3 separate regions of the Homo sapiens genome follow, and regions 1 and 2 are each linked to region 3. Evidence: chromatin loops called from intact Hi-C (ENCODE). Cell type or tissue: natural killer cell. All regions are shown on one strand.

Evidence for each region. Hi-C counts contacts between places; a loop is a spot of excess contacts. Peaks named below come from ENCODE experiments on the same cell type or tissue, not always from the same donor. Only the 100,000 strongest peaks of a DNase experiment are listed, where the experiment ranks them.
Region 1: it touches region 3 in a loop (2.9-fold over the local background); 32 of 110 quality-filtered maps call a loop at or near these places.
Region 2: it touches region 3 in a loop (11-fold over the local background); 34 of 110 quality-filtered maps call a loop at or near these places.

Annotation. Positions count from the first base shown.
Region 1 is chr5:88,247,259-88,255,258 of GRCh38, forward strand. The region is part of intron 1 of TMEM161B (transmembrane protein 161B); the gene reads right to left. Among named protein-coding and RNA genes, the nearest start is that of TMEM161B, 18 kb to the right of the region's middle. In natural killer cell, no CTCF peak of the experiment used is centred here; a DNase peak (open chromatin) is centred at 4,043.
Region 2 is chr5:88,265,534-88,273,533 of GRCh38, forward strand. It overlaps TMEM161B (transmembrane protein 161B), which reads right to left and starts at 3,312. Exons shown (of 12, transcript NM_153354.5): 1 at 3,188-3,312. The coding sequence starts at 3,190. TMEM161B-DT (TMEM161B divergent transcript) reads left to right here and starts at 3,349. Exons shown (of 3, transcript NR_039995.1): 1 at 3,349-3,494; 2 at 4,993-5,052. RefSeq lists enhancers at 3,099-3,598, 3,289-3,478. In natural killer cell, no CTCF peak of the experiment used is centred here; a DNase peak (open chromatin) is centred at 3,438; H3K4me3 peaks cover 1,767 bases; H3K27ac peaks cover 1,515 bases.
Region 3 is chr5:88,138,126-88,146,125 of GRCh38, forward strand. No RefSeq gene overlaps it. Among named protein-coding and RNA genes, the nearest start is that of TMEM161B, 130 kb to the right of the region's middle. RefSeq lists enhancers at 2,950-3,451, 7,621-8,000 and a silencer at 3,314-3,363. In natural killer cell, a CTCF peak has its summit at 3,529 (motif pointing right); DNase peaks (open chromatin) are centred at 2,776, 3,446 and 4,346; H3K4me3 peaks cover 1,884 bases; H3K27me3 peaks cover 5,500 bases.

The DNA.
Region 1 (8,000 bases), 110 kb after region 3:
TTATTAATACTGAAAATAAAACTCTAAAAACTTAAATACAAACGTGCTGCAATTTATAAATTCAAACTTTGAGTACTGTGTCAACCTCAAGAGTTGACATTTATGTTTCATTAAACTAGCTCTCCTGCTGACAGATCAAAACAAAGCATACATTGTTTACTACTGAAAGGCATATCTGCATATATACTTGGGACTCAGACCACCCCAAATGGTTTCAGTTATCTCCCTAAATATGTTAGAAAAGAGAAAATAAAAAAGAGGATATTATATCCCAATGACCTTCCTATTCATTTGTTTCTTGACTGTTTACATGTTTTAGAGACAGCAAGATATGTTGAGACAGACTTCTTAGGGATGCTCATATAATTTATACTCCAAAAGAAGATGTAAACTGCCATTTCAACCCAAGTTCACATAAAACTTAGAATTCACACTAGATGTATTTAAACAAACCATCTTTGAACAATTTATGTATAAGGAAAACAGGGTCCAAACAACAAACATCACTCAACTACCCGGTTACTGATGTATCTGGCACCCAGACAATTTCCAACTCAATGCTTTTTTCACCGGTCTATTTGGTGTATTCAATGAACATTTATTGAACAACAAACTACATGTGTGGGGCACTGGACCACTAACAATGGGGGAAAAGCACACATTACAATACAATTGTAAAGGTACTGCAACTGTAATTGCTTACAATACAATGTAATAAGACAGGAAGAGGATTCTATGAGAAATTATTGAGAGCAAAAAGGTGTAAAAGGGCATTTTGGAAGGTAATGCATGAGTCAAGACACAGTGGACTGAAGTTTTGAGAATCATCGGTGATATCTGCCTCACATGGAAAGATCCAGATAAAAATCAAGGATCCCATTTTTACACCAAATCCTGGGTCCCCAAAAGACAGAAACACTACAGAACAAAATAGTGAATTTAACTGCAAGGACATTTTTCCAAGGCTGGTGGCCAGCCCCAAGCCAATCAGCCCATTCTTCCCACAGGAGTCTTACTTCTCAGCGGGAGGTAGGATGTTTCCATACCTTCCAGGTGGTCAAAAGCATGCTTTTCTTATCTAAACATGCAAAAACCTGAATATCCCCTACGTAACTGCCATTAGCCATCCCTAAAAGTATATCGCCTACCTAGCTATTACACACCAAGCTAAAAGTTCTCTCATAATGCCAAGTAATTTCTGATGTCCCCAAAAGTAAAAAAAGTCAGATAACACTACACAAAACAGAGCAGCAACTTTGATTCTGAGAGGGATCGCTCTGCTTACAATTCTTGCGGTTCCATGAGGAAAACAGAGATTTCTTCCAAAATTGTGGTACCTCTGTTTTTCCCAGGGAGACCCAGGCTGCTAGAAATTGCCTTAGGTTATCTCATGTGGGCATCATGGGTAGTAAGAGGACAGACAGAAGCAAATGGAGAAACAATTCAGTCGACTGAGAAAAAAAAAAAAAAAAACAACTTTTCCTCAAAAAAACAAGATCCAAGAAGACAAAAAAGCTTATAAAGGCCTTTTAAATATATGTATAGCTTACCTACCAGCTTTTAATTAACCTGACTTTTAACCATAGAGCTCTTTTAAGGAAATCCTTTTAAATCTCTGTTTACCACACTCTAGCCAGGACAAACAGATGACACCTCTGGCTTTTAAGCCTTCTTTTTTTTCCCCAGTAAGCCTTAACTAAGATTATGACTTAACCACTGACACATTAGGTATTTCCAAAGAAATGGAAAGTGGTTTTACAAATGGCAAAAGTAGCACAAAGAAAGGAAAGTTTTGCCACGCAAACTGGGTACAACTCACATTTAGGTCTGGCCACATTCTCCAGAGTCTCAGTTTCCCAGCTAACCATCTACATACAAAGGCCTCAAAGCCCTGTATGCCCTCCACAGAAAGAAAGCAGGAAATGGAAAGCTGTCCATGGGAGGGAAAAGGGTCAATAAGAGGCAAAATGTCTCATAAATGTCAAACCAGAAAGGACTCAGTCCCTAAGCCAGGTATTGAATCCAGGCCATCATCACAAAAGGTAAAAGCCTTAGCTACTGAGCTTCAGTGCTGGGCAGTCACCATTACTCTTCCCAGAAGGAGCCTAGCACAGTCATTTTTGAGCTTGCAAAGCATTTCTAACTGCACAAGGGGATTCTCAAGGCTAGTCATGACACTGTTATTTAACCTCTTTTCAATTGTTTGGAATACAAGATTTCTAAAATCTTTTTTTCTTTCAATCTTGCACGTAGTTCCAATGGCAACTCAACCCAAAAACTTTTTTTAAAACTCAGATCGTAATTTTCCAGGTTTTTACCATATAAGCAAGAGGTATTTCCAGAGAAGGAGTAGAGGAAGCATCCCTACTCCCCAGAATTATTATCCCCAATAATTCTCTCAGAAAGAATGGGCTTAAGATAGCAAAAGACAATAAAAGGCCCATAGGGATGGGACCTTTTAAGACAAAACTCACTGAAGGACTGGATACACTGGGGCCGAAAGTGTGCTGGCCTTTCTCAGACTTCCAGTCCTTTCAGATCAGCTGTTTCACATGAACCCCAAAACTCCCACCTCCAGATGGCAGAGACCAAGGGAGTATCCCCACGTGGTCACAAAGTCAAGCTCCAAGGACACAGAAGAAGACAAGAGGGAAACCTCATCCCATTTTTGCCTCAGGAACCCACAACAAAGTTTTAACTAACCAATCTGCAGGGCCAGCTGGACCAGCAGGCTTGCAGGGGTCCTATATCTATGTTCTATCCTATGGTATCTTTCACCATGATAGAACAACACAGAAAGACACCAGATTCATTACAGCCTAAGACTAGACTCATAAATCTTTTTTCCCATTAATCAAAATCTTGCAAAGGAGACAAACAGTGATTTTTACCATTCACTCTGCCAGTTTGCACAGAGAGAGAGAAAGAGAGAGAAAGAGAGAGAGAGAGAGAGAGACCGAGACCAGAAGCCTGGCTGGTAAGAAATTCTTACCTTTTTGTTAGCTTGCCAGGTTTCTGGTTCCCTCTTCCTGAGTGGCTTTGGTGACCCTGCATGCTCTGCTATAGCTGTGGGGGCCAAGACGTGTTACAAAAGAAAAATCATCCTTTTTCCATTTCATAGAACTATAAAAAGCCTATCATTAATATTTCCCATTCCAGCCAGAGTGATATACATATAAGAACACAGACAAAGACAGACAAGAGGCCTCTCAGAACCAGAATCCTGACCAGAAAAGTGTTTTTCCAAACAAGCCCCTGTTCTCCATCTAAGTGGAGAGAAATCTCCCTAAACCAAGACTCTCTGTACAATCTAAGGAGAGCTAGGTTGGCCCAAAAGGCGCCAACCAGAACAGGAGAAGGAAGAGGATGTTGGTAGTGCTTTGTACACTCACCAGCCTAGTTTAAAGACATCTTCCAGTAACTGTTTCTTCACTGCAATTAGGCCCAAGCACTATGGGTTGACCGCGTCTCATTGGCAGAGACCGTATCAGAGATGGCCCTCAGTTCGAGACAAATAAGAAACGCCCGAGCTCACTCCCAGTTCCATTGTACCAGTGGAAGGCTGAGAGATAGCAGACAGGCACCCAGAAGGGCAGATCTTGGACAAGCCCCTAAATGTGTAATTGCCTGATGGGCTCTTCCTGACTGCTGCATAGACAAAATCAACTTACAGAGATCACGGCACTGCAATAAAGAGTTTAATTAATGCAAGGCCAACTACATGGAAGAAATGGCTCAACTGACTGAGTGAGACTGATTTGAGTGAGAAGCGACTGATTTGAGTGAGACTGATCACTGCCCAAAGTCTCAGAGGCTAAAGCTTTTGTGGACAATTTGGTGGACAGGGGGGCTAGGGAATGGAGACTGCTGCTTAGTTGGGGATGAAATCATAGGGGTAAAGAAAACGGTCCTCATATACTGAGTCTGCCTCATATACTCAACTGGGCCACAGGACCAGATGAGTCATGAATCATGGGTCTGCATGTGGTTAGTCTGAAAAACATCTCAAAAAAACCAATCTTAGGTATTACAATAGTGATGTTATCTGTAGGAGTAACTGGGGAAGTCACAAATCTTGTGACTTCTGGCCACATGACTCCTGAGCAATAAGGGATTATAAAAACTACACCTACATCTTAACAGAACTCAAGCTCCTCCCACAATTCTAATCTTGCGGTCTTTCACTAGTCTTAAAAGGCAGTTTCAGATTGTTTCAACAGGGGGGATTAGTTTTAGGAAGGAACTATTATCATCCTAGCTTCAAAGTTAAACTATAAAATAAATGCCTCCCAAGGTTAGCCTGGCCAATGCCCAAAAATGACCTAGAACAGCCTGGAGGTTAGAAGCAAGATGGGAGTCAACTATGTCAGATTTCTCTTGCTGTCATAATTTTGCAAAGGTAGTTTCAAAAAGAACTATATATCAATATAACAAATGATTTATGATCTTAAACAATGTTAAAAATCACTGTAAATCCAAATTATGTCGCCACAGAAATTATATCTATAAATAGAAAAAGCATATGAAAATTCAACTAACAAGAACATGCTGTCTATCTAATATACATCCAGTATCTTCCTGGCTATCATCAGGCACTTGGCACAAAGATGTTTGTGTTCACTGTTATATCCCAAACACTTAGAGCAATGTCATTTAGAATAGTTGATGGCTCATAGTAGCACACTTGATTACTTGTTGAATGAATGAACAGGGCTACTATAAAAGAATTTGTCTTAACAGAGCTTAAAACCCAAGATTAACATATTACGTAACAATAAATATACATATTAAAATAATATTTGAGCACAAAATTGCACGGTACTATGAATATGGGTTGTAGAATTTTTTTAAATTGGATAAAGTTTCATAGAGTAGATGAAACCTAAAGACAGAAACTAAAATCACAGAAAAGTAAAGAGAAGGGAATTTCAGGCTAAATGACAAGTGTGAACACAGAAGGTATTTGCAACAGCAAAACGCCTACCTCAACCAAAGCAAACTTACTAAATAAAAAGGAACTGTGGAAAATAGGATGAAGACTGAATTTTAGCTCCTTGAGTCTTTAAAACCAAGAGAAGGTATTTAGCTGAAATGTTTAATAGAAAGATCACCTAGGACTTCTAAACAGGCAGGGGCAGGGAGCTGAAATAATTCAAGTAACACATAATGAAAATTAGATATAGCGATATATTAATCAATTAAAGATAAAAACTAAGAATAAGATAAATGTCGTTGAAACAAAAGGAAAGAACAAAAATCTACTTCAGAAGAAAATCAAACTCTGAATGTGACTGAACATAAAGTATAACAACTGTAGAATAAAACTGAGGAATGTTTCAAAGGTTATTTCAAGATGTTTTAGTTTGGATGATTGGTAGAATACTAGAACCACTGACGGGAAAAGGTGTAGACTGAAAGAAACTCACGAAGAAGGCTGACAAGCTTCAGATAGGCCTCCCAAGGAAAGCACCTTGGGTGCATCCTCGGCTTTTCCGAACACACGGCAAATAGGCTTTTGCTAATACATAAAGGATGATCAATCTTTATGTATTGGAGACTGGTTGTAATAAGTTTGTAAGAGTTTTGTCACTTAACATACAGTGAAACAAACTATGAAGTGGATCAGATATTTAGGTTTACTAAGTGTTCCATTCGATTACTGTCTTAATGATATACTGGAAGCCAAATTAGAAACAGGATGCTTGGTGAGTAGTGATTTAGGGCAGAAAGCAGCAAATATCATTAAAGCATATTTCATTCAAGGAGTGATGAAAGTCTGATGAAATATACAAAATACCACACTAGAGGGTAGAATACTCTCAAACCCCAAATAATTTTGGGTAAATTACATTCAATTCTAGCTATTTTTATTGATACACTCTTTCTTTAGATAAAACCTATCTAAAAATTACTCTCTTTGGATATGTAAATACCATTAATTTGGCTACAATCTAGTCTACCATGGGTCCTGGAGGGAATACTTAACTTATTTCTTTCATCGTATGTGGATTTTATCAAACACTTTAAGTGTTAATCACTCCTCACTGCCACCTACAAATAAAATATAAGTGGTATGGTAGAGATCAATCTCCAGTGTTATGGGAACACTCCAATAGAGTGATTAAATATACAAGGGAAGTCTATGAAATACTGGTTCACAGAGGTGACATCCGAACTAGTTTGACAAGGTTAAAAAGAGTATTCCACTATCAGAACAGGAAAGGAAGAGAAGGTCAGGCAGTTATACCTACCCGTACAAAGACAAGGAGAACAAATGGCACAATCCAGAAATAATGTGAAGTTCCACATGGCTAGACTTTAGTATGGGTTGCACACAATGGATTCTTCTGCAAGTACTTGGAAATAATCCCAGGATATAAAGCCTGGAAGTAACCAAATCAAATATGTTTGGAGAAATGACTCTGCAACTATAATGGGAAAAATAAATTGAAGGGGTAAAAGTAATTGGAAGCAAGGAACTATATTAGAAATCCACTGAAATAGTCCAAGCAATACCATAAAAGCTTGAAGCAAAACAGCTTTTAAATCAAAAGCAAAATTTTTAAAATTAAAACTTTTAGAGAAAAAATAAATTAGGCATGAGATTAGTAATTATCTCTGTAAGTTTCAGTAAAATAAGACTTAGGTGATTATGTAAAGATAAAATGGAAATAATGGGCATAATCATTGGATAAACTAAGCAATAAAAGAAAAATCTGACAGTTACTAGAATACATATATATATAAAATATATTTATTATAAGAGAGAAATGTACATGCTTGAAGCAAAAGGGAAGGAACCAACATTAGGGAGGTGCTGAAGAGTTAAATGTGGGAATTTAACTGCTTAAGGGTCAGAAATAGATGAGATCAAAAACATAAAAAAGTTTATCTATTACAAGATCTCATATATCCTACTGAATTGAAAGCACATATAGGTATGGAGATGTATTAATTCTGAAAACAGAGGTCTCACAGTTTATATGAATTTGATCAGGGTAGTTGAAAAACTAGGTCAACGTTCTAGATGTCCTACCTTCCAGTAGATAGAGTTATTTGAAGAACTTATTATAGATTATTTCAAATTTCAAAATTCAAAATTCTCAGATCATCTCCTAAGAACCACAATGGGGTAAGGAGTTGAGCTGTAAAAGAAAGGAGAGGAAGAAGGGACAGCTAAAATTTGTGAAAATTTTGACAAAAGAGGAACATAGAATTGATTGAATGATTGCCAAGCACCTGCAAATCTGCATGATTCAGCATATTAGGTAAAAACATCAGAAAAATGATTGATTTAGCAGGATGTGGTGGCTCATGTCCATAATCTCAACACTTTGGGAGGCCAAGGCAGGAGGATTACTTGAGGCAAGAAGTTCAAGACCAGCCTGGGCAACATAGCGAGACACCCTTCTACCAAAAGTAAAAACAAAAAAATTAGCTGAGTATGGTGGCATGTGCTTGTAATCCCAGCTATTCAGAAGGCTGAGGTGAGAGAATCACTTTAGCCCAGTAGGTTGAGACTGCAGTGAGCCATGAGTGCACCACTGTACTCCGGCCTGACAAAGTGAGACCCTCTGTAACTGTAAAAAAAATTTTAAGGGAAAAAAAAAAAAAAGATTGATCATCATGGGACATTATACAGGTTACAAGAATAGGAAAATCCAGGATGATTAAGTGGGTAATCAAAAGAACCAAAGAAAGCACCAAAATGGACAAGGTTTGAAAGAAAAATTTGAAGAATAACCACACCAAGATCAGGGTCTTCAAAGGAGGAAAAAAATGTCATGTCATAAGATAAAAACCAGAATTACCACTCTGGCAATGTGACTAAGAGGTCTAGAAACTTGAGAAGAAAAGTGTGATGAAACTATGTATGTGGAACTGATGGACCCAAACTGGGTTTTTGAAGATGGTTATTTCCAATAGGTTCTTTGGTAGGTCTGAGGACTGTCTAATCCAGAAGAGAAATTCTCCCATATAATGCCAAAGCTGATAAAAGC
Region 2 (8,000 bases), 130 kb after region 3:
CCACTCACCTCCTGATGTGCAGCCCAGTTCCTAACAGGCCATGGACCAGTACAAGTCCACAGTCCCAGGGGTTGGGAACCTGTGACCTACTACATGACCCAACCTGCTCTCAGTTAGAAATAATTTCTTTCCACTGTACTCTTTGAGCCTATTATATGTGTTTCTCTTATAGCATTTACACACTCTTCCCAACACTCCCCTCCACTCCCCTCAAAAAGAAAACTTTTCATCAAATCCAATTGATTATGGCAAAGGTTTATAACCTCCCCATGGCCTACTCTCCCACACCTGCCCACAAACCATTGTTCAATTACAGCAGTAAGTTACTACAGGATGATACACAGATGCAAGCCGTGATATCTGCAATTCCAGGAGCTAGCTCTAATCTACCTATCTTCCACAAATTAGCTTGAATGGTAGAAAGATTTATATTTGATCAAAGTTGGTCTGTAATTTTCAAAAAGGAAAGTGCAATAGAGCAAATGGCTTTATTCCATTAGTAAATTTCCTATAGACTTGTCTTCACAACAACTTGAAAGCATAAAAATTAAGCGTGAGTTCAGTATTTTCAGTCTGGATCATAATCCTATTCTCCTTCATTCATAATACAAAAACCTTGTTATAGGCACAGGTATCTATTGAGTATCGGTATACATAATGTATGAGAGAATGAGAGCACAGAATTAGTTTATCATTGATTAAAACAAGAATTAAATCAAAACATTCCAAGAGTTGTGTTCCATTCTGGAGCAGTATTTAAGACAGTAGTGAAAGACTTGGCCAAATATACAAAGATTCCAAGTACTATCTATGTGACTTATGAAAAAAATGAAAAAGAGAATGATAAAAGAAATCAAACTTAAGCCAAAATGGCATGGAAACAAAACAGTGGAAATCAGACTAACTTTTATTTAATCTGAAACATGTAACTATCCTCAAAAATGTTGAGTAGTCATGGAATCATAAATTTAAGAAGGTGCTTTAATACCCATCAAGTCCCACTTCTCTTACCCAGGAGGAATTTGGAACTCTTATCAAAATTGAGTGACTTTTCCAAATCCATATAACTAACAATGGGCAGAATCTGGGTCCTCTGGGGTCAATACTAATGTTCTTTTCATAATATCATTAGGCCCCAGCAATGCAAAACAAGTTCTGATTTCAACAAGCTGAATCCTCAATAAATTCAGCCCATGTTCACTTCATTTAATGGTTAAACTCTTCCCTTTGAAAAATTCCAAGCATTAACCACACTTGCATATACAGACATTATCAATTTCATAGCTGGGAAAGATAAAACTCAGCCAAGATAATTAGCTCAGAAATATAAGCACTTCCAGAAGGAAAAGAGCCAACTAGTTAGTTCCAAAATGACATTCAGAAAAACAGCATAAGATTACATTAGTTCCAAACATTAACCATCTCTTTTGAACCGACAGGATAAGCAGGATTCTACTTCTAGTATTCCAAAACACTGAGAACAAGTTCATGTTCAGCTTTTCTGTGACTATGATGAACTTAAGTATTTTAATTATACTTTACCTTCAACTTTTCAGACCAAAAAGTCAAAAATTAATCTTAAATTTAAAAAATGAAAATATGAGTTTTAGTCCAGACTGCCAAACTACTGTTACTTTAGAAAAATCACTGTCAATTTCTAGACCCCAGATTCTTTCTTCTGTAAAAATGGGGATGGAAGAGTGATTACTAGGCTTTGGTTTCTCCCAGTTCTGTTTTCCCTATCCTTGTCTAATTTCACTGATACAAAAGAAAAACAACTTTCTTAATACAAACCATATTATTCACTGAGGCTTAAAAAAAAAAACTTTAAAGAGATAGGTTATCTGGTAAAGTGCACCAGGAACTACATTATTTTGAAGGTCTTTGTTCTACATTCAGCTAAGTTTCTAAAAGTCATTCAAAAGCCAATCACCACACACATTAACTGAATGTTGGCAATATTTGGCCCTGAAAATATAAGACAAACTGAAGCTAAATTCCAGGACAGAAGCCTCTGCAAGTGAGGGTTTGAAATCTTGTATACGGTGAAGAAACTGACAATAATGAACTTCACCAGAGCCCCGTGATCTTGAAAAACAGCAAAGGTTAAGAAACCCCTTGCCCCCGTTTGTGTTCTGAGAAATTGGCTTACTGCAAAGAATCATCTTTCCTGTAGAACTTAGATAAGACTAAGGGTTGATCCATACCCCCCTACCCCTTGTTTACCTATAACAAGGCCATAACTAGACCCTTCTAATTCCCATCCTTTGCTTCGTAAATGACTTGCTGAAGTACCTGTCCCACAGATCAATCGGAACAAAATACTTATTAACCAAACTTTAAGATTCTCTTCTCTCGGGTACCTGAATTTTGTCCTTCCCTCAGTCTGAAACAACATATACAAACCTCTCCTAACAGCTCCTCCTCAGAATACATGGGCTCAGGGTAAAACATTATCTGGTTACTGCCGGATCATACCCATATTTTCATCCCAATTCCTGACATCTTATTTACCCCTACCAACAAAAGACAAACCCTTTCTGCCTAACCTTTAAGGTGCATGCAAATCTTACGGTCATTCTCCCTACTGCAACAGTTCCTTCAACCTTCCTCCACACCCCTGCAATATTCCTTTCGAATAAAGTCTGTCCTTACTAAACTCGGGTTTTTTATTTGACACCCTTTTCAATTATGAAATGGCTAAGTGTAAAGAATAAGGGGACTACCGTTTCTTTAAATGACAGGTGTTGATCTTATACAAGGAGACCCGTTGTGTCCACCTGGAGAGGCTAAAAGCATTTCTAAGATCTGAAGTTCTTGGCCACTGTTCCGCGGATGGAGAAGGGGGCGCAGAAGAGGTGACTGACCCGGCAAGGTCAACTCTGGGATCACCTGGCGCCACAGGCCATACACAGTAAATGGGCCATGAACAGGCAGGCTACCCAGTCCATACTCCCTGACAGATACGCCCCTGCCTCCGGCCCGCTAGTCTCCCAGACAGGTAGGCGTAATGCTGCTTCCTCAGGGGCTCAGACACCCTGAGATAGGTGGTGGGTCCTACCCAGCAGCTCATCCCAACGTCTCAACTCCATTCTGAGCAGAGCACCTGATGGCTCTTTTCACAGTACTGACCTCCCCGCCCTTTTCGCCCCACCGTTGTCACTCCTGCCCTCACAGAAGAACTCACCATGGCGCCTAGGATAGGTCGTGGACCAGACACCCTGGAGTTGCCGGGGCAGTCCCAAACCTCTTACCTCCCGGTCCTTGAGCCGAGAGACTCTCAAACAGCGAAAGAGAGGGTCTTCCGGCTCTGCCGGAAGTTGTGCGCGCGCGGGACAGGAAGTTCCTCCCTTCTCCAGAGCGCCGTCGACCCCACGCCACGCAGAGGTGAAGATACGCAGGACGTCCTCTAAAGCAACTTCCGTGGGTGCCAGGTTGTGGGCTGGGGGCGGTGCTGACCTTGAGAGAGCGGAGGAGGCGCAGGCGCAGCACAGGTACGTGGGCGGGCGGATCGTGGTGGCTGCGCTTGCGAGGACCCTGAGGTAGATTGGGTGGTTTCAACAGGAACGCATCCACTGTCTGAGAGGTGACGGAGGCACACGTTGGTGTGGGGAGCGGGAGGGGAGAGGGAGGGGGGCGGGTGGGGGGCGGGAGGGGGCCAGGGGTGGGAGTGAGGGTGCGCGATGGGAGTCGACTCCAGACCCAGGTGATTTAGAGAGAGTAAAGACCACCTTTGGCCGTCATTTTGTCTCAGCTTAACTGACGCCCTCTTGTTACCCTCTAGTTTTCCTGACTCGGTCCCTTATTAGCATATCCTCATTTCCACAGACCTGTCCGTCTGTTGCTTCTGTTCCCTGCCTTAGTGGGTACCGTAGCTCTACCCTCCTTCCGGGCAATGGAATCTCATAGTGAGAAGTTTCTTCACTATTCACAGGTGGCAATTGAAGCCGGAAGAACATCTACCAAGAGCAGAGAACCCAGGAAGAAAATTCTGCCTCTTTAATACGTTCCAATATGGACGTTTTCCATATAGATACCTATCTATATAGATAGATGCTCTGGGATCTGACGGTCCTGGACACCTGTATGGCTGTGTGCTGTGGTCTTTGCCTAGCCTGCGGTTCACTTTTGCTCTGGCCACCACCTCCCCTCATGTACAAACCGCGTCTCTGCTCTGCCAGTCTTGGCCCCCGTCAGGCAGCGGTTCACTCCCTCACCAGGGAAGTCTAGATAGATAGATATAGATAGATATCGATCGATAGATATAGATATATATATAGATAGATAGATAGGTAGATATATGGATAGATATAGATATTTGGATAGATATGTAGACGTCTATCTATAAATATATCGATATATCGGGGTTCTCAGCCATCCCAAAGAAGCTTGCACAGGGCCAGTTGCTTTATGTCAGGAAAAGGGACACAGACTGAGTGTATGAGGGTTTTTTTTTTCTATAGATGTATAGATATTTATATCAGATGCAAATAAGTGAAACTCTCATACAACTTTTAATTTTGTGTTTTTTCCAAACTCTATTCCATTCAACTTTTTCTGCCTTTTTATTTGATTATAATGAGACATCGTACTGGAGGCAGGCTTGAAATGGATATACAGAGCACTTTCAACCCAGAAATTTGTCTCACGACTTGGGGTCCTTACTTAAGTTGTAGCTGTTAGTAATTTCATCCATGAATTCACTTTGTGCCATAGTGTGATGTTTTGTTATGAAGTTGGAATTGGGAAGGGAAACTAGGAAGTTTTGGGAGAAGTTAAGAAGGTTGAGTAGGCAGGCGTTGTTATAGATATTAAATTTCACCCTGCTTATCAAAGTACCTGGAGCGTATGGTATCCAAGCTGTAAATGGCCCAAAGGAATCGGGGTTCTCAGCCATCCAAAAGAAGCATGCACAGGGCCAGTTATTTTATGTCAGGAAAGGGGACACAGACTGAGTGTATGAGGGTTTTTTTTTTTGTTTTTTTTTTTTAGTTTAAACTTGATTTTGTGAGGGGACGAACAGCGTGACAATTAAAAGAAGATCTGGGAATCGTAAGTACTGACAGAATACCTGGAGGGAAGGTGGGACTGGAGAATAGTTTGTGAAACAGATCCTGCTGAGGATGAATCCAGAACTTCCTGAAGGGTTCCGCTTCTGCTGTGTAGGGACAAGGTTGTAAATAGACAAGCCACAGGCACCTGCAAATGGTAAGTGTGGTAGAGAGGGGCTGGAATTGCCTGTTGGTGTATCTGTGGGAAGCAGCTGCTATCCTTGAGGAAGAAAAGATGGAGAAGGTAAGTGGCTATCAACCTGTCAGAGACAACACATTCTGTGAAGTTGTACTCTTTCATTTCTGACACTGTGGTTCTTAATATCTGTCCTAAACCTGGCAGTCATTGAGGTTCGCAAAGTATCTCCTTCTATGTGACAGTAAAACTGGAATTACTATCAGAATGGAATCCATTCCTGCTAGAGTAAAACCATGAAAAGAAATCGCAGTTTTGATTATCTGCTTATCATTTTTAATAGATCACAGAGTGCAGTGTTCCTTATTTGTTGTATGGCAAGTTGATGAATAACTCTTGATTAATATCTTTTAATGTTCTGTTTCACACAGTTCTCTCAATTACATGTGAAAAATCTGTTATATAAGTAATGCTATTTAATGATTAAAATGGATATATGTTTTAAGGTAGTGCCACCCAGTCTTTTTTTTTTGGTAGAATAATATTATTATCTATTGGTTGCCTGCCTTGAAGTACAGTAATTTCTCTGTTTCCATTATTTAAAATAGGTGAGTGTCTTTGACAAAGATACAAAGAAAGGGGACAGTTATGAAAGGGAAGAAAAGATAGATGGAGATGAAAAGAAATTCAGTAGTTTCAGCAAGGGAATTAGGAGCATAATCTTTGAGAAAAGTCTTGGTTGCTTACCATTCGGGCTTTGTGATGAGTTGAAATGTCCTGAATGAGAACTGTTCTCAAATGCTTTCAAGACCAACAAAAAGTACGATACCCACACTGACCTGGAACTCTTTAAACCATTAAGATATATCACTTTTTCGCAGTTCAGTCCATATTTTTTGCAAAATGTTCTGCTTAGTTTTTCTGCTAAGAAATTACTGTTTCTGAACAAGGTTAAGTGTCGTATGCTTTCATTGTAGTTTTTTTTCCCCTAACATATACTGTTTTCCTAATTAGACTATAAATTCCTCCACAGCTGGGACCTTGTTTTGTTTTCTCGCCTTCCCCATAACAAATATCATTTAAGTGAATGTTGTAAACAGTTACTTCATTTAAATTGCCCTTAAAATGCTTTATGACAAAGACGTTATTTGTAGTAATACCTATAATGGTAAAAAGTTTGTTGCAGTCTTACAGACGATAAGATTGATCAATTGTTATATATGCTTAGTGGAATTTTATCTAGCTGTTCTAAAGAGCCATTAGACTAGTCTTTCTAATGGAAAATGTTTATTGTCTAAGTTAAAACAGCATTTGAGGCCAGGCACAGTGGCTCACTCCTGTTATTGCAGCACTATGGGAGGCTGAGGTGGGAGGATCACTAGAGCACAAGAGTTGGAGACTAGCCTAGGCAATATAGTGAGACCTCTTCTCTACAAAAAATTTAAAAATTAGCTGAGTGTGATGGGGTGTGCCCGTAGTTCCAGCTACTCAGGAGACTGAGGTGGGAGGATCACTTGGGTCCAAGAGGTAGATGTTGCAGTAAACCAAGATCATGCCACTGCACTGCAGCCTGGGCAACAGAGCAAGATCCTGTCTCAAAAAATTAAAAAGCATTTTATAGACTGCATGTTTGTGTCCCCCCTCCCTCCGCACCAGAATTCATATATTGAAGCCTTAATCTCCAATGACATGATATTAGTAGGTGGGGCCTTTGGGGGGTGATTAAATAATAAGGGTGAAGCCCTGCATGGGATTAGTGCCTTTACAACAAGAGACCCTAGACAGCTTGCTTCCACTCTTTCTTTGCTCTTCACCATGTGAGGACACAGCAAGAAAACAGACAACTACAAATCAGGAAGAGGGCCTAATTTGTGCCAACCATGCTGGCACTCTTCTCTAACTTCCCAGCCTCCAGAACTGTGAGAAATAAATTTCTGTTGTTTAAGTCACCCAGTTTATGGTAGTTTGGTTATAGTTGCCCATATTAAGACAGCAGGATGCAAAATTGTGGCCAGTATGATTGCTTTGACATGAAACAAATTTTAAGCACAAATTGCAAAAAGTAACCAAAATATATCAATCCCCACTGCTGGCATTAACACTCTAAAACAAACTTTGTATATTGGGGGATTTTATTTATTTATTTATTTATTTTTTTTGCTGACCATAGTGACTCATGCCTATAATCCCAGCACTTTGGGAGGCCGAGTTGGGCAGATCACTTGAGGCCAGGAATTCAAGACCAGCCTGGCCAACATGGCAAAACCCCCTCTTTACAAAAATATAAAAATTAACCAGGCATGGTGGCACACCCCTGTAGCCCCACCTACTTGGGAGGCTGAGGTGGGAGGATCGCTTGGGCCTGTGAAGCAGAGGTTGCGGAGAGCTGTGATGGCACCACTGCACTCCAGCCTGTGTGACAGAGCGAGACTATCTCAAGAAAAAAAAAAAAGGATGAGGATTTTTTTTGTTTTCAACATGCTTTTTAACATCCACTATATTACTCTCATCTTTCTAGGCTGGAAAAAAAAATGTTTTAAATGTTATTCTGAAGTATATTGCAACCTTTAACAATTCAGTAGACTTCTGAATTTTTATTTTCATGTAGCTTACCACAGTTGTATCTAGGAATATATCACATAGCTGATTAATTGGTGAAATAACCCTTGCAATTTTACACAGGTTGTACAGTGCACATTTTCAAGGACCACTCACATACATCCATTTGATATTTTTTGGTATCAAGAAAGTCTTTAAACAATCAGTACCACCAATAGCAGTAAAAAGACAAAACTGTCTGAAAGTACCTATCT
Region 3 (8,000 bases):
TGTCATCCTCTATCAAATGTATGGGGATACTGCCTGCAAGTAAACCTCCACTCAGACCTCAGAAAGCAAAGGTCAATCTTTCAAGGAGAATTTAGGAAATATTTAGAAACAAAGAATAATTCCACACTAGGAAAGTCATAGGTGCTCAAACAGTAAGAAATTTAAATCCTCCACTACATATATGTAAGTTCACACATGCTGGTCATCAGCTGGCATCTTTAGTGAGTATCTTCTATTGAACTCACTACAAGTAAGTAAGCTGAAGGGCAATTTCTGAAATACTGTGAACATGTGTGTTTTTCTATATAGTTGGCTGGGTAGGTTCTTACCTAGCTCTACACAGTATTTAACACCAGATTATAGATTAGCCTCTCAGGGGAAATAATGGTACACACTTATTATATGTAATATAATAGCCATTCACAGAAGATCCCCATTATACATGACAGCAATGAACCCAGTCCCTGGAATTAAGAAACTGTACATCAGGGCTGGGTGTGGTGGCTCACACCTGTAATCCCAGCACTTTGGGAGGCTGAGGCGGGCAGATCACAAGGTCAGGAGATCGAGACCATCCTGGCTAACATGGTGAAACCCCGTCTCTACTAAAAATACAAAAAATTAGCCGGGCTTAGTGGCAGGCACCTGTAGTCCCAGCTACTCAGGAGGCTGAGGCAGGAGAATGGCGTGAACCCAGGAGGCAGAATTTGCAGTGAGCCAAGATCGCACCAGTGCACTCCAGCCTGGGCGACAGAGCGAGACTCCATCTCAAAAAAATAAAATAAAAAAATTAAAAAAAAACTGTACATCAGAAACAACTCAAATGGCCTTCAACAACTTTTAAAAGGATAAACCATCTGTGGTACGTTCATGCAATGAAATACTACTCAGCAATCAAAAAGAGCAAACTGTTGATACACCCAACAACACAGATGAAGATCAAATCCATTATGCTAGTAAAAAGAAGCCACACAGAAGAAAGCTACATACTGTATGATTCTATTTATATGACATTCTGTAAAAGGCAAAACTACAGGAATGGAAAACAGATCAGTGGTTTCCAGGGTTACAGGATATTGGGAGGGATTGACTGCAAAGGGCAGCACAAAGAAGTTTTGGGGGATGATGAAATTCTGTTTCTTGCTTGTGGTCGTGATTACATTACACACTGGTAAAACTCAAAGAATTTATATCCCTGAAAAAGTGAATTGTACTGTATTTAACCTAAATATCAAAAGTTCAAAAGCTTCACATAGTTTATATTTCTCATTCTCATGTATTCAAGAAGAAGAATTGTCTTTCAAATATTCCTACTAAACTCCTGCTTATCACTTTCAAGAACTTAGCTTCAAAGTTAGCTCTTCTGTAAAGCCTTCCCATACCTCTCTATGTTCTGGCTTCTTTCTAAGATTTTTTTAAGGAAATAAACATTACTCATATAGCCAATATCCATGTGGATAAAGGCTCCTTCTCTTCCAGGGGTCTCCCCCATGCTGGAGTTCGCACGCATTCTTCCCCAACATGCTTTTATACTTTTATTACATAGTTACGTACCAACAAATTGTTATGGGAAGGATAATTTTACGTTAATAGATATTAATATTGCATCAATATCACATTTTTTTTGAGACGGAGTCTTGCTCTGTTGCCCCGGCTAGAATGCAGCGATCTCGGCTAACTGCAACCTCCGCCTCCAGGGTTCAAGCAATTCTCCTGCCTCAGCCTCCCGAGTAACTGGGATTATAGGCGCCTGCCACCGCCCCTGGCTAACTTTTGTACTTTTAGTAGAGACGGGTTTCACCATCTTGGCCAGGCTGGTCTCGAATTCCTGACCTCGTAATCCACCCTCCTCGGCCTCCCAAAGTGCTGGGATTACAGGCGTGAGTCACCGCGCCCGGCCAATATCACATGTATTCTTTTGCAATTTGCTTTTTTTCATCCAACATTGCTTTTAAGATAGTCAATTCATAAAGAGTATTTCACTGTAGGGATATGCCAATACATTAATTCACTGCACTTTTGACAGATATTTAAGCTGTTTCCATGCTCCATGTTACACTGTGCCATATTTATCTGTTATTATATCTCTTCTTCTTGCAAGACAATGAGCAATTCCAGAACAGAAAGCATCCAGAATTCCTATCCCTTTCCCTAATTTCCGGTACACCTGCAAATCACTGCCTGCGTAATGTGTTTCGCATGGAAAAAGATGCTGTGTACCTGGCACACAATAAGCACCACTCCATAAAAATGTGTTGAAAGAATAAAAGCTGACAAAATGTTATTTTAAATCTTGCGGTCTCTACTCACTTCTCTGCGGTGTAAGATTTAAGGGGGAACTGACTCAATTCTCACTAAAAAGTCCCTTAGTATTCCAATGTGGACGTAGAGAGATCTATGAAACAAGGTCACTTCACAATTCTCTTGCTTTCGCGTTAGAGGATCTCAAAGCACTACACAAACCGCGATTTTCTCCAGTGATTTTTCCTCTCAATGTGCCTCAAGGTCAGTTCAGAGCAGTATTCAAAGCTTGAATACTCTTCACCAGCAGCTGTAAAGGGCCGGAAAACCAGAGTCTGGATGTAAATAACAGTAACAAACTATTCCCGGATCTTGTTTTTTCTTTTCTTTTCATGGGTCCCCGTTTGCGCTCTTAGTCGGCTTACCCGTCCTGTTCCAGGAGCCGACAGGGAACAGCCCACCTGGAGCAGGTCTTGGGCCACCACTCGCCCCGCCCCCCGTCTCTACTCCTCACTCGCTCTCCCCGCTCCTATTAAGCAGCCAACGCTGGGTGATCTCCTCTCCAGTTCTTCGTGGTTTCATTGTAGCCTTGATATACAAGACAAATGCACACTTTACTCTGGGCTTAAAAAACCATCTATCATCATCCTTTGGGCATGACAAATACATTGTGTGTTTCAGAGAAATTAATCTGGTATTTAGGGGGAGAAAGGCATTTCCAACCAGTCTCCGTGCAGAACCTTCCCGCAAACCCTGTAGCGGCATTTTTCGACACTTTTCTCCTCCTTTCGGCAAGCCTCAAACTTGACCTTCGAGAGGATTTTAAGGGTAGAGCCTTCCTCCCTTTCCCTCGTCTGCTCCAAGAGCTCACGTAGGCCTTCTTCTGGGAAACAGCGGCTCAGGACCAGAGCTCGGAGAACTGCGCGTCCAGGAGCGCGGGCGCGGCCGGGGAAAAGGGAGGAGGCGGCAGGAGGGGGCAGGAGGTGGAGGGAGGAGGAGGATCGGTCTGAATATGCATGAGGCACCCAGCACTGCCCTCTTCCCCGGCAGCTGCTCGGGCGGGGGCGAAGGAGGGAAGGGGAGGGGAGGGGAGGAAATGAGGCTGGGGCGGGGTGGCCAGAGCAGCCGCAGAGGCTGACGCGGGTTTGGAGAACGGAAGAGATGATTTGCATGGCGCCTGGTGATTGGCTGATGGCCGGGGGCTGGGTCTGAGAGGCGGCCCCTGAATGGTTTAACGGAGGAAATTACAAGATTCATTCGACTAAAGAAAGCCGGGGCGGGCCTGGTCGGCGCAATATGCAGCCTGTCCGCAAGGGGGCGCGATGGCCTATCTTTGTTCTGGTTAAAGGCTCCTTTTCCCTCCTCCCCCGCCCCCGCCTCCGCCCCCGCCCCCGCCCCCACCCCCCACACACAGACACACACGCAGAAAGTGCAGAGAAACCCTGTGATCCAGTCAACTGGCTCTGCCCCATCTATTAAGAAAGATGAACACTCCTTTCTCTTCCATCTCCTTCATGGGAGACCACTTTTCATTTCAGATTATCACATCAATAAATATTCTTCGAGGAATAAAAAAGGCACTTTGCCAAAAGATAAGAGAATATATATGCAATGTCTGGATTGTGGAGAAAGACAATACATGAAGGCAAGAGAATAGGCACATATATGTAAATATGCACATAATCACCTCCGAGAACGCAAAGCACGGGAGGTAGAGACAAACAGAACACCTGGAGAGAACACATATCGCTCACAAGGTTCTCACAGGCTGTGCACGCTCTTCCACACACCGAGGCACACACCCACTGACCGGCACGCAGTCTCCCCCTCCACACACACACACACACACACACACACACACACACACACACAGAGACGGACCTCAGAAAAGGCATCCAAATGAATTCACACTCAGTGGAAAGACTGCCGAGAAAATACTAGAGAAGAATTAAAATGGTTCATCCCCTCCCCCTCCAAAAAAAATACTCAAGCGAAATGACTCTATTTGCATAATACTAATATACGCAGGACGCAGACACGGGCAAGAAAAAAAAAAGGCTCCATTTGATGCACACCAGAGAATGGGTGTATACACACACACACACAAACACGCACACACGCACGCGCGCCTGCGGGCGGGACACACCCACAGCCTATGTCCTCCGCCCACGGGCACGGGCAGAGCACCGATGCCATCAACAGCGCTCAGTACAGTTGTCCAGAAAACACCAATGCGAGAAAAACGAAAGAAACCCACCCTATTCAGCCAAGGAAGCACCACTGGGGAACCTAGGTTTTCTAAACACACACGCATACACAACAGGCACACACACACAACCTTGTTAGACAAGAGAGTTGAGTTCAAAGATATAATAGATGCACAATGGATAACTGAGTGCTGGAGAATGTCATCCGCTTAAACAATACTTTGAAATTGTTTCAGCCTGAAGACAGCTTTCTGGGTTGCTCCCTGAAAAATCATACCTAAGAAAAATAAAATCTCATTGATCCTGCTTTCCTTTTACTTTCTTTTTTCTTCTTTTCTTTTTATTTTTCAATGACCGAATAGAGGGAGAATTCCCTTTCCTCCAAAGGAGGGTAGCCCTGTTTTTGTTTTTTGAGTCCATGAACTTACTGTTCATTTCCTAGTGAAGAAGGTGCCAGGGAGCGGTCCTCGGCAGCCTCCCAGCCAGACAGCGCCACAAAAAGGCATTATTACACATCCCAAATAACAAGGGTTGTCTATATATTTACAAATCTGTTCAAACATTTAACCTTTTAACTTGCTAAATATCCCCCTCTTCTCTTTCTTTCTTGCGCTCTCGGCTCTCCCCCCTTTCTGCTTTCTCCTCCTTTTCCTTTCTCTTTCTAAAAGAGCTAGGGATGGGAAGCGCCTTTTCTTGAGTCTAAAATGAGTACAGGGACTCTGGGCTGTACCTGACCCTTTTTGAATGCCAATTTCGTTTTCAGGCAATTGCCTCTTTGCCAGCCAAAAGATCGGGATTGGATCACCAGGGCTACCTTTTTAAAGTAGAAGCTTCTATGTTGCCTTTCAGTTTTTAAACTGCCGCGGAAAAGCATCCACTAAATCGGAGGGATTTTCCAGACCTTTTAAAAGTTTCCAGTACCCCCAATCCGTGATGTTTCCTTCCGCGTTGCACCTCCTGCCCGTCAAGTGACTAGTAGAGGGTATCTTCTAAAGACAGCCAGAAAGTTTCGACAGTGTTTGGCGACCCAGCCAAGGCCGGGGTGACGCACACTCCTACTGCAGGGGCCAATTTGGAATTCCATCTTTTAGCATTTCTTACTGCCCAATCTTTTCTTATGAGACTAATAACCTCATTCTCAGGGCCAATGTAAAATGTGAAACTATAGAGCATGTGGGCCTTTAATGCAGCAGAAGAGTTAGATTCCTCAAAAATTGGGGCATTCTTACTTTGCTGCACGAAGAGAAAAGGAAACTTGTGCCTGGGCATGGTGGAAAGGCGCAGGCGGCGGGCTACCGATCCGGGCGGTGCCAACGCCCTACTCTGCAGCCAGGTGCCCTGGGTGGGCTTCCATTCAAAGAACCCACAAACACCCTTATCCCAGGATCTTCACTCTTCGCCCAGGACTCTACTGTGAAGAAATTTAAAGTGGCCTGGAGGGGCTTCCCCCTGCCATTCTGAGTTTCCTTTTCTAAAATAAAAGAATTGCAAGAAAAATCCATTGCCTTTGAAGTTGAAACAGAAAGGGTGACTTCTTGTTGGCATATTTTCTCTGGCCTAGAACAATGACTTTATTTATGTATTTGTTTGTTTGTTTGTTTCTGGGTAGTGGAAAAAATGAAACTGCAGTTTAGCGAGACATCATGCGTGTCTCGGATTTGTTCAGGTGTCCATAATATTTCAGCCTCTACCAGCTTTAGATGAGTGTTAGCCTCTGAGGTGCCCCACCCCGGATCGGCCCGAAAGCACCCGAGAAAACCCAGCCCTCACCTTGGAAGCTTGCCTTCAGCAAACTCCAGTTGGGTTTACACCTCTCGGTGGTACAATAGCCCGGAGCCCATGGGTATCCGCTAGTCGCTGACTCTGAAATGCGCCGGTCTGCGAGGTAATAATGACCGTTGCTTGCGGCTGTCAGGGCTGGCACGCCGCACCAAGGGCACTCAGGGCCGGCCAAGCCTTGAACAAGGGGAAGGGGGATATGGATAACGTATACGTTTTAAAGAGGTTTACTGAAAACTTTTACAGATCCCACATAAGAGATGGAAGGAAGGCTAAGTGAGTTTAAAAAAAAAAAAGTGTGTTTACTCTTTGTACCATGACAGATCCGGGAGGAAAAACGGTGGCACTAGATTATTATGCGGTGCTTTCTGTAAAATGCCATCAATTTCCATGCTCGTGTGATGGTCAGGACATTTCCCCCTATTGCACAAACCCCTTATGAAAACTGCAGGCAGTTTAAGAGTTTTCCTGTTCTTCCTGATCAGAAAAGATATTCATCCAGAGACATTATCTAAATCTGCAAAAGAATGAAGGCTGCTTGTCATTCGTCCTTCGTCTCCAGTAATGTGTGCCATCCAATTAGAAGCAATTTGAGCAATCAAGGCCGTTATGGGAGAAGCGGGTGTTAAAAATAGGTTTTCTATAGCCTGAGAACTCTAATTCGGAAGAAAATCTAAAATTACATATGTATCATTTCTTTATATAAAATAAATATATAATCTGAGTGTCTCCTGTTAGCTCTTATTTTTTCCTCCATGGTCCCTCCCCTATTGCCTGCCTTCCTTTTGGGAATTCATAACAAAAGTCAAGAGTAAAGCTCAGATGAAAAGGGAGTAGGGACCCTAAAAAAGTCTTTCTGAGACCTAACGAGAGGCTCTGGAAGGGGCTTGGCCCAATCTTTCCGGGGCTCCCGGCTGCCGTAGCGTCCCTGATAGTGGTTGTTATCTGACTTTCATCCGCGGTGGGCGGAAAAGTCCCAAAAGTAGTGTCCCGAGATGGAGGGACCCTCATGCCTGGAGTCGAGTAGTATGACCCCGGGACCCCGGGGGTCAGGGATAGTGGGCTGAGAAGCTGGCCTGTGGGTCACTGGAGGCAAGTCAGAACAGCTGCTGACACGCGCGTTCATCTTGGGGGGTTAAGGGATGCAGAAAAAGAGCTAAGAGGATGTGTTGGGAGTAAGTGGGTAAGTAAAACATGTTTCCAAGCAGAACACGAGAGTACAAAATTTTAAAAAGCAAAGCGAAACAAAGCATAGACTCCGTGCAATGTCCTCTAGCAGCAGCAATGTGCTCAGGGTGTCACATCTTACTCATGTCCCGCATTCCCAAGGGGTGAGCGCAGAGTAGATCCAGGTAGGGACCTGGTGCCCAAGTGCACCAGTGGCGGACTCTGGCGCCTCTTATTTACATTAAACCTGTCCCTCAGCATTCCGTTTTAAGAGGCGTCTTTACTCTCTCCAGCTCTCAGAAGAGAGTTGAAGAGAGCGGGTCGGGAAACCAACAAGAGCAAAGTTGGCAGAACTTCTAGAAGTGCAGAGCCAGCGCTTGCTCTTCTTGCAGGCCCCAGAGTTGGAACCCACTCCTGATCATTTGATGCCTTTGGCCAGCTGGGTCAAAGTTATCTGGAAATGAATGGTGTTCAAAGTTAAACACCTAAAACCTGAACCCTGAAAGCCCTGGCGGGCAGGAGGGGCGGAGAGGAGTCGTTCACTATACTAAGCCGAGCTCTGGGCCCAGAGCAACAAGAGTCGCTGAGGCAGGCAGGAAGTACCCC